3 separate regions of the Homo sapiens genome follow, and regions 1 and 2 are each linked to region 3. A link is an interaction called in ENCODE POLR2A ChIA-PET data of the cell type or tissue named here. Cell type or tissue: MCF 10A. All regions are shown on one strand. Region 1 overlaps ACTN4 (actinin alpha 4). Region 2 has its middle 3.9 kb from the start of LGALS7B. Region 3 overlaps RYR1 (ryanodine receptor 1).

Region 1 (2,500 bases), 120 kb after region 3:
TAAAAAAATCACAACCCAAAAATTCAGTCAGGCCCTGAGATTTTCTGTCCTTGCATGGGTCTTTCCTCCAGGCTCTGTTCCAGCCTTCTGCTTCTCACAGCTGCATTTATTTTGCTCAAATGCTAGTCTGTAAATACAGAAGGGGTTAGAGGAGAGACCCATGTCAGTCATCAGTTTTCATTTGGAGAAAAACTTGGTCTAAAAATGTTCTCTGTTCATGCCCAAATTGGTTCACTCCCAATCCCTGTGACTGTGGGGCCTTGGAACAAAGCCTAATGGAGGCGTTCCTGGGGCTCAAGGCACCTGAGAACCCCGCCCCACCCTGTCCCCCTGTCCTTCCACATGATTGGGCATTCGCGGGAGCATTGGCTTCCCGTGGGGGTGATGAGAGGGGCCGGAGGCACAGCTGCAGGTCAGAGAAGCAGCTGGTGGATGTGTCATGAGAAACGCCATCCTCCTCTCCTCACCGGAACTCCATAAGCCCTCCGTTACCAGCTGCACCTGTACTTGCTGAGCCGGGGAGCTGCGGCCTTGCCCAGCTCTGCAGGCCCGGCCCTCAGGAGGTGCACAGAATAGATTTCCTGAGGCTCGAGCTGCCTCGCTGCACTAAGGGGCAGGTGGTGCTGCTCAGTTTCTGGGTCTGGGGCTCTGAACCCTAGGACAGGGTGGACACTGGGTCCCTCCCCTGTCTCTGGGCAGCAGAATGAGCATATTTCCTCCTCTCAAAACCCGAAAGCTGTGGCTCATGGACACCCCCTTCCTCTGGGTGTGTCCCCGGGGGAAGGTGAGCCCCATCTTCTCTGTGACCTCTCCACCTGCTTCCAAGCAAGCCTGCCCTGGAGTATTCTGCTCAGAGGTCAGTGAGCAGGGTCTCCTGTGGTGTCCTGGGCCTCCAGCTCTGCAGTTAGCTTTGGAACTCACCCCTGTGCCCAGCCCTTCCCCGAGAGTGCTTGCAGCAGTGGCGCCCCTCTGTCTTCTTTGGAAGCCACTCCATCATGCCCCTTGCATATGGCGTGTTGACAAGTTGGGAGGACTGCCCTAGGCACGGCTGGCTGATGGACTCTGGGATGAGGCACTGCCTTCTCTCACCCAGCCGCAGACACACAGCTGTCCTGGGCCTTGCAGAGATGATTTTTCTCTTAAGTTACTGAGGCTGAAGAAGGTGTGGTCCAAGCCCTTCTTTTGAGAAGTTTCAGCAATTTTTTTTTTTTTTTTTTTGAGATGGAATCTCACTCTTGTCACCTAGGCTGGAGTGCAATGGTGCAATCTCAGCTCACTGCAACCTCTGCCTCCCGGGCTCAAGCAATTCTCCTGCCTCAGCCTCCAGAGTAGCTGGGATTACAAGCACCCGCCACCACGCCAGGCTAATTTTGTGTTTTTAGTAGAGACGGGGCTTCACCATCTTGGCCGGGCTGGTCTCGAACTCCTGACCTCAGGCGATCCACACCTGCCTCAGCCTCCCAAATTGCTGGGACTAAACAGGCGTGAGCCACCACAGCCGGCCGCAAATGTTTGTTTTTAGGTTAGTTCAGAAAGCGTGCAGTCTGGCCTCAGGCCCGTGCTCTCCCCTTCCTGACAACACAGCAGCCATGCTTGTTCCTCACTGGCCTTCCAGGCACTGGATCCAGTGGTGGTCAGAGCAGCCCCGCCCTCACGAGGGCAGGCAGACAGTGAACAAGTAAACAGCCCGACCAACATGTGATTTCACTAGTGATGCCTTGGGGCAGCACAGGGGCCAGGGAGAGGAACTGGGTGGCGGGTTGGGGAGCTCCTTGGGACGGGCAGTCAGGGAAGCCACCACGAGAGGTGACACAAGCAGAAGCTTACACGATGAGAAGGACCAGCCAGTTGAGGGTCGCAGGCTAGGGGCGTGCTTTGTGAGTGGACAGAGCGTATCAAAGCAAGAAAGAGCCTGGCTTGCCCAGAGGATGCAGCTAGAGAATTCCAGCAGGATGGCAGGGCCTGGGCCTTCAGGGCAAGCCCTTTCCCTGTGGGCCAGGCATGGTGGCTCACACCTGCAATCCCAGCACTTTGGGAGGCCAAGGCAGGAAGATCACTTGAGCAGGAGTTTGAGACCAGCTTGGGTAACATAATAAGACCCAGCCTCTACAAAAAGTTTAAAAACTAGCAAGATGTTGTGGCATGCGTCTGTGGTCCCAGCTACTCGGGAGACTGAGGCAGAAGGATTGCTTGAGCCCAGGCAGTCAAGGCTGCAGTGAGCTATGACTACACCATTGCACTCCAGCCAGCCAGACCCTGTCTCAAAAGAAGGAAACCAACCATGCTCGCTGCTGTGTCGATGTGGATTATGGGCGGGAAGGGTACATAGGAGGCAGCCGCATTGAGCTCTGGAGATGACAGTGGCTTGGTGGAGAGTGTCGGCAGTAGGATTGGAAGGAAGTGGACAGATTCACAATAAACAATAATGTAGTGCACATTTGCTGACTGCGAGATGAAAAAGACCACCTTTGCCCTGAGAGTGGGGGCCCGGGGTGCCCCC
Region 2 (2,500 bases), 210 kb after region 3:
GAGGCGGGCTCTGAGCCTGCCTGTGCTTAGGACACTTTCTGTCTGCGAAGGCGTGAGGGTCGCGATCTGGGAAGGAGTGGGTGTGGGGCGTGCCCTGACGCAGCATTTGTGCAAAGCAAGCCAGCTGGGAATGCGGTCGGGCGGACCTGCTGGCGTTTGGGGCGCAGAGGCGCTCACCGCAGGTCCTGGTGCCCCCACTGCAGATCTAAGGGGCGCCAACATGGGTCCATCTGCAAAGGGGGCGAATGAGTCCCACCTTTCTGGTCATTTGTGGGCCCCAATCCTACGGGTGGAAAGCGTGTTATAAGATCCCGGGTCCCTGGGTCCCGTATCCCCCTGCAGCTCATCTCTCCCACCCTCTTCTCTCCTGGCCTCCCGCCCCTAGAGACGTCCCAGGTGGGGCTGGGAAGCCCGACGGGCGTCTCCGGGCTCCCGCTGTTCCCCGAGTCGGGACAGGTACCCGCCTGCGCACCCTCGGGGCAGACGCGATGGCAGCGGCCCCGGCTCTGCGGAACAGCTGGGAGGACTCGAAGGACGGCGTGGGTTTTCCCTGGCGCAGCGAGCCCCATTCCCACGCGCCCTCCGCTCTCCCCGACGGCCCGGACCCCGGTCCTAGCCCTGGTCACTGTGACGGGAGGGGAAGCGGACGCCAAGTGCAGCCCCGGCCCCAGTGTGACTTTCAGGGTTCAGGGCGTCGCTGGGGCTTCCCTTAATGGCGGGGTTGGGGTGGGAGAGGCTGGGAGCACTGTGCGCCTCGAGCCCCCACCCTCGGCGAGGCACCCTGCAGCGGTCGCGGGTCTCTCAACCGGGGACCGAGGAGCCAGGCCAGGGCTGCGATCGGAAGCTGCACGTGGGTGTTCAGGGCCGGCTGTTCCGGAACCTTAGTGCAGAGCCACATCTTGGTGGGCGCGCCAGGCCTTGGGTCTCGATCCCCGCCCTTGAGCCTCCGACCCCCTGGCGTCCGCCTTCCGCATTGCTGCCTGGACCAAGGCGGATGCAGGAAGCTGGGGTGGTTCCTGGCCTGGCCTGAATCTGATTCTGGAGTCAGGTGGGGACGCCAGGTTCGCTGCAGGTCCCAGGCGCATTCAGGACCCGGGGTTTTAGGCCCCTGCGACCTTCGGTCTGGGCGGTCCCTTCCCGTGTCCGGCCCTGGAGTGGGTGGGCGGTGGCCAGGAGCGAGCCCAGCTCTGGTGAGGAGGCCTGTGAGAGGCCGGTTTCTCCCAGTCCTCCGGGGCTCCTGCTTGAATGAGTTCGCTCTTATTTCATTTGGCTGTGTCGAGTGTTTTTAAAATATCAGTTTTTTCATAAAGATAATATATGCATCTGGTATACATTTCAAAACATACAGTGAAATGAACACACATTATTGGCACAAGTGGTGAATGTGGTTGGGTCTTCGGATTAGACAGTAGCGATCCAGCCGTGTTAATGTCCTGAATTTCACCGTTGACTGACAGTGTACATGTGGGAACTTGTCCCTGTTTGTGGAAAATAGAGTTAGGTATTTGGTGGTGCAGCATGTTTGCGACTTATTCTCAAATGGTTCTGAGGCAGGAAAATAGGGTCTGGAGGCAGGGAACATAAGGCTGATTCACACTTCAGCTATGACAGGAAACATCCTCTCCATTTACATAGGGCGTACAGCAAGTAACCAATGGAAACCTCTAGAAGGTATTTAAATGCCAAAAAATTATGTAACCCAGCCCTTGAGCCCCTATGCTCCGCCGCACCCACACTGTGGGGTGTATTTTTATTTTCAATAAATCTCTGCCTTTGTTGCTTCATTATTTCCTTGCTTTGTGCGTTTTGCCCAATTCTTCATTCAAGAGACCAAGCACCTGGACACCCTCCATCGGTAACAGTTCATCAAAAATTTTTAAATAAAAAATTTTTTTTGTTGAGGCAGGGTCTTGCTCTGTTGCCCAGGCTGAGTGGAGTTGTGGATAAGGGCTTACTGCAGCCTCAACCTCCCAGGCTGAAGCCATCCTCCCACCTCAGCCCCCCAAGTAGCTGAGACTACAGGCACGTGCCATGGTGCCAGGCTAATTTTTTTGGGGGGGGCGGGTGTTTGTAGAGCCAGGGTCTTGCTATGTTGCCCAGGCTGGTCTTGAACTCCTGGACTCAAACTCCTGAGCTCAAGCGATCCTCCCACCGAGGCTTCCCAGAGTGCTGGGATTACAGGTGTGAGCCATGGTGCCCAACCTAAATCCTTCTTTATTAAGTTTGTCTTCAAAGAAATTTAGAATTTATGATTCAGCTTCCCTTCTCTCCTCCCCATCCTCCTGGATCTTTCTGTAACAGCTCTATTGACATATAACTCATATGCTATACAAGTCACCCATTCAAAGTATACAAGTCAATGTTTTTCAGTATATTCACAAGGTTGTGCATCCATCAACACAATCTAATTTTAGAACATTTTTATCATCTCAAAAGACCTTGGCTCACAGATGTAATCCCAGCACTTTGGGAGCCTGAAGCGGAAGGATTGATTGAGCCC
Region 3 (2,500 bases):
AACGTGAGCAGGGGCCCACAGACTGGGGAGGGACTCTGCAGGGGTGGGGCGTTAGGAGGGTTCCCAACGTCGGGTGTTCCTGACCAAAGAATGACTCCTGGGACCCTGAGTGGCTGTGACCCTAGGGTATCTTCTTATCCACACAAGGCTCCTTATCCCCCTAGACATCTTATTAGTATTATTATTACTATTTTTTTTTAAATAGCTGGGATTGGGTGTGGTGGCTCACGCCTGTACTCCCAACACTTTGAGAAGCCAAGGCTGGTGGATCACTGGAGCCCAGAGTTTGAGACCAGCCTGGGCAATATAGTGAGATCCTCTCTCTACAGAAAATTTAAAAATTAGCTGGGGCTGGGCGTGCTGGCTTACGCCTGTAGTCCCAGCACTTTGGGAGGCCGAGGCAGGCAGATCACTTGAGGTCAGGAGTTCAAGACAAACCTGGCACTGGGCATGGCAGCAGGTGCCTGTAATCCCAGCTACTCAGGAGGCTGAGGCAGGAGAATGGCTTGAATCCAGGAGGTGGAGGCTGCAGTGAGCCAAGATCGCACCACTGCACTCCAGCCTGGGCGACAGAATGAGAATCCATCTCAACAACAACAACAACAAAAACACAAAAAATTAGCCAGGCAGACAGGCACAGTGGCTCAGGCCTATAATCCCAGCACTTTGGGAGGCGGAGGCAGAGGTTTGCTTGAGCTCAAACGTTTAAGACCAGCTTGGGCAACTTTTGTAGAGACGGTGAAACCCTGTCTCTACAAACAATACAAAAATTAGCCAGGCGTGGTGGTGCACACCTGTAGTCCCAGCCACTCAACAAGCTGCGGTGGGAGGATGGCTTGAGCCCAGGAGGCAGAGGTTTCAGTGAGCTGCATGTGCACCACTGCACTCCAGCGTGGATAACAGAGCGAGACCCTGTCTCTAACAAAAAACAGAGAGTGGCCAGGTGCGGTGGCTCAGGCCTGTAATCCCAGCACTTTGGGTTGGGAGGCCGAGGTGGGTGGATCACTTGAGGCCAGGAGTTAGAGACCAGCCTGGCCATCATGGTGAAACCCATCTCTACTAAAAATACAAAAATTAGCTGGGTGTGGTGACCCACGCCTGTGGTCCCAGCTACTTTGGAGGCTAAGGCAGGAGAATCGCTTGAACCCGGGAGGCGGAGGTTGCAGTGAGCTGAGATTGCAACACTGCACTCCAGCCTGGGCAACAGACTAAGACTCCATCTCAAAAAAAAAAAAAAAAAAATTAGCTGGGTGTGGTTACCCACACCTGTGGTCTCAGCTACTTGGCAGGCTTAGCCTCCTTCACTTGAACCTGAGAGGCGGAGGTTGCAGTGAGCTGAGATTGCGCCATAGCATTCCAGCCTGGGTGACAAGTGTGAAACTCCATCTCAAAAAAAAAAAAAAAAAAAGACAGAGGAAGAGATGATGGAGTCTCGCTATGTTGCCCAGACTGGTCTTCAACTCCTGACCTCAAGTGATGCTCCTGCCTCAGCCCCCCAAAGCACTGGGGATACAGGCATGAGCCACCACACCCGGCCCAGAACATCCTTTGGCTCCCTCAGTGTGCCCTTAGATTGCCAGATTATTTCCTTCTGGAGGGGGCTCTCATCTCCCCGCAGGATGCCTTCTCACCCGGAATGCCCTGATCCTCCATGTACTCCCCAAACAGAGCTGGCACCCGACCCCCAGGGCACAGCTGACTCTCGAGTGGCCCCTACCCTCCAGAGTGCTCCTCGTGTGTCCCTGCCTTCCCCCTGACCCCTGGCCCTGTGTGCCCACAGTCCTTCCTGTACCTGGGCTGGTATATGGTGATGTCCCTCTTGGGACACTACAACAACTTCTTCTTTGCTGCCCATCTCCTGGACATCGCCATGGGGGTCAAGACGCTGCGCACCATCCTGTCCTCTGTCACCCACAATGGGAAACAGGTGTGGGGAGGACCTGGCTGTGGGGCGTGGGCCAGCAGGGACCAGCGTGGCAGTGGGTGGTGAAGGGATAAGGGCCGGGCAGCTGGGCTGAGGAGGGGCAAGGCCAGGTGCGCTGAGCCGGGGGTGTGTGGGGCAGCAAGGTAGAGCCACAGGGACTGAACCGGGGCCAGGACCCAGCATGGGCAGGGTGGGGGGAGGGCAAGCCCAGGGCGGAGCTGACCTGGCCCCATCCTGCCCCCAGCTGGTGATGACCGTGGGCCTTCTGGCGGTGGTCGTCTACCTGTACACCGTGGTGGCCTTCAACTTCTTCCGCAAGTTCTACAACAAGAGCGAGGATGAGGATGAACCTGACATGAAGTGTGATGACATGATGACGGTGAGCCCCTCCCCTAGCACTCTGGGACCCTTCCTTCTCGCATCTGTTGAAGGAGTTAATAATGGTACCTCCAGGCCGGGCGTGGTGCCTCCAGCCTGCAATCCCAGTGCGTCGGGAGGCCGAGGCGGGACGATTACTTGAGTCCAGGAGTTGGAAACCAGCCTGGGCAACAAAGCAAAAATCCTGTCTCTATAAAA

Evidence for each region. Peaks named below come from ENCODE experiments on the same cell type or tissue, not always from the same donor. Only the 100,000 strongest peaks of a DNase experiment are listed, where the experiment ranks them.
Region 1: POLR2A ChIA-PET joins it to region 3 with 7 read pairs; 3 of 35 experiments call an interaction of 5 or more read pairs at or near these places.
Region 2: POLR2A ChIA-PET joins it to region 3 with 5 read pairs; 1 of 35 experiments calls an interaction of 5 or more read pairs at or near these places.

What each region holds. Positions count from the first base shown.
Region 1 is chr19:38,702,038-38,704,537 of GRCh38, forward strand. The region is part of intron 3 of ACTN4 (actinin alpha 4); the gene reads left to right. It overlaps LOC107985291 (a long non-coding RNA gene), which reads right to left. Exons shown (of 2, transcript XR_001753937.2): 2 at 1-127. Among named protein-coding and RNA genes, the nearest start is that of CAPN12, 41 kb to the right of the region's middle. RefSeq lists an enhancer at 468-968. In MCF 10A, no CTCF peak of the experiment used is centred here; no DNase peak of the experiment used is centred here.
Region 2 is chr19:38,791,845-38,794,344 of GRCh38, forward strand. No RefSeq gene overlaps it. Among named protein-coding and RNA genes, the nearest start is that of LGALS7B, 3.9 kb to the left of the region's middle. RefSeq lists an enhancer at 587-1,286. In MCF 10A, no CTCF peak of the experiment used is centred here; a DNase peak (open chromatin) is centred at 1,547.
Region 3 is chr19:38,578,202-38,580,701 of GRCh38, forward strand. It overlaps RYR1 (ryanodine receptor 1), which reads left to right. Exons shown (of 106, transcript NM_000540.3): 99 at 1-3; 100 at 1,781-1,927; 101 at 2,169-2,303. Among named protein-coding and RNA genes, the nearest start is that of MAP4K1-AS1, 17 kb to the right of the region's middle. RefSeq lists an enhancer at 1,350-1,851. In MCF 10A, no CTCF peak of the experiment used is centred here; a DNase peak (open chromatin) is centred at 1,310.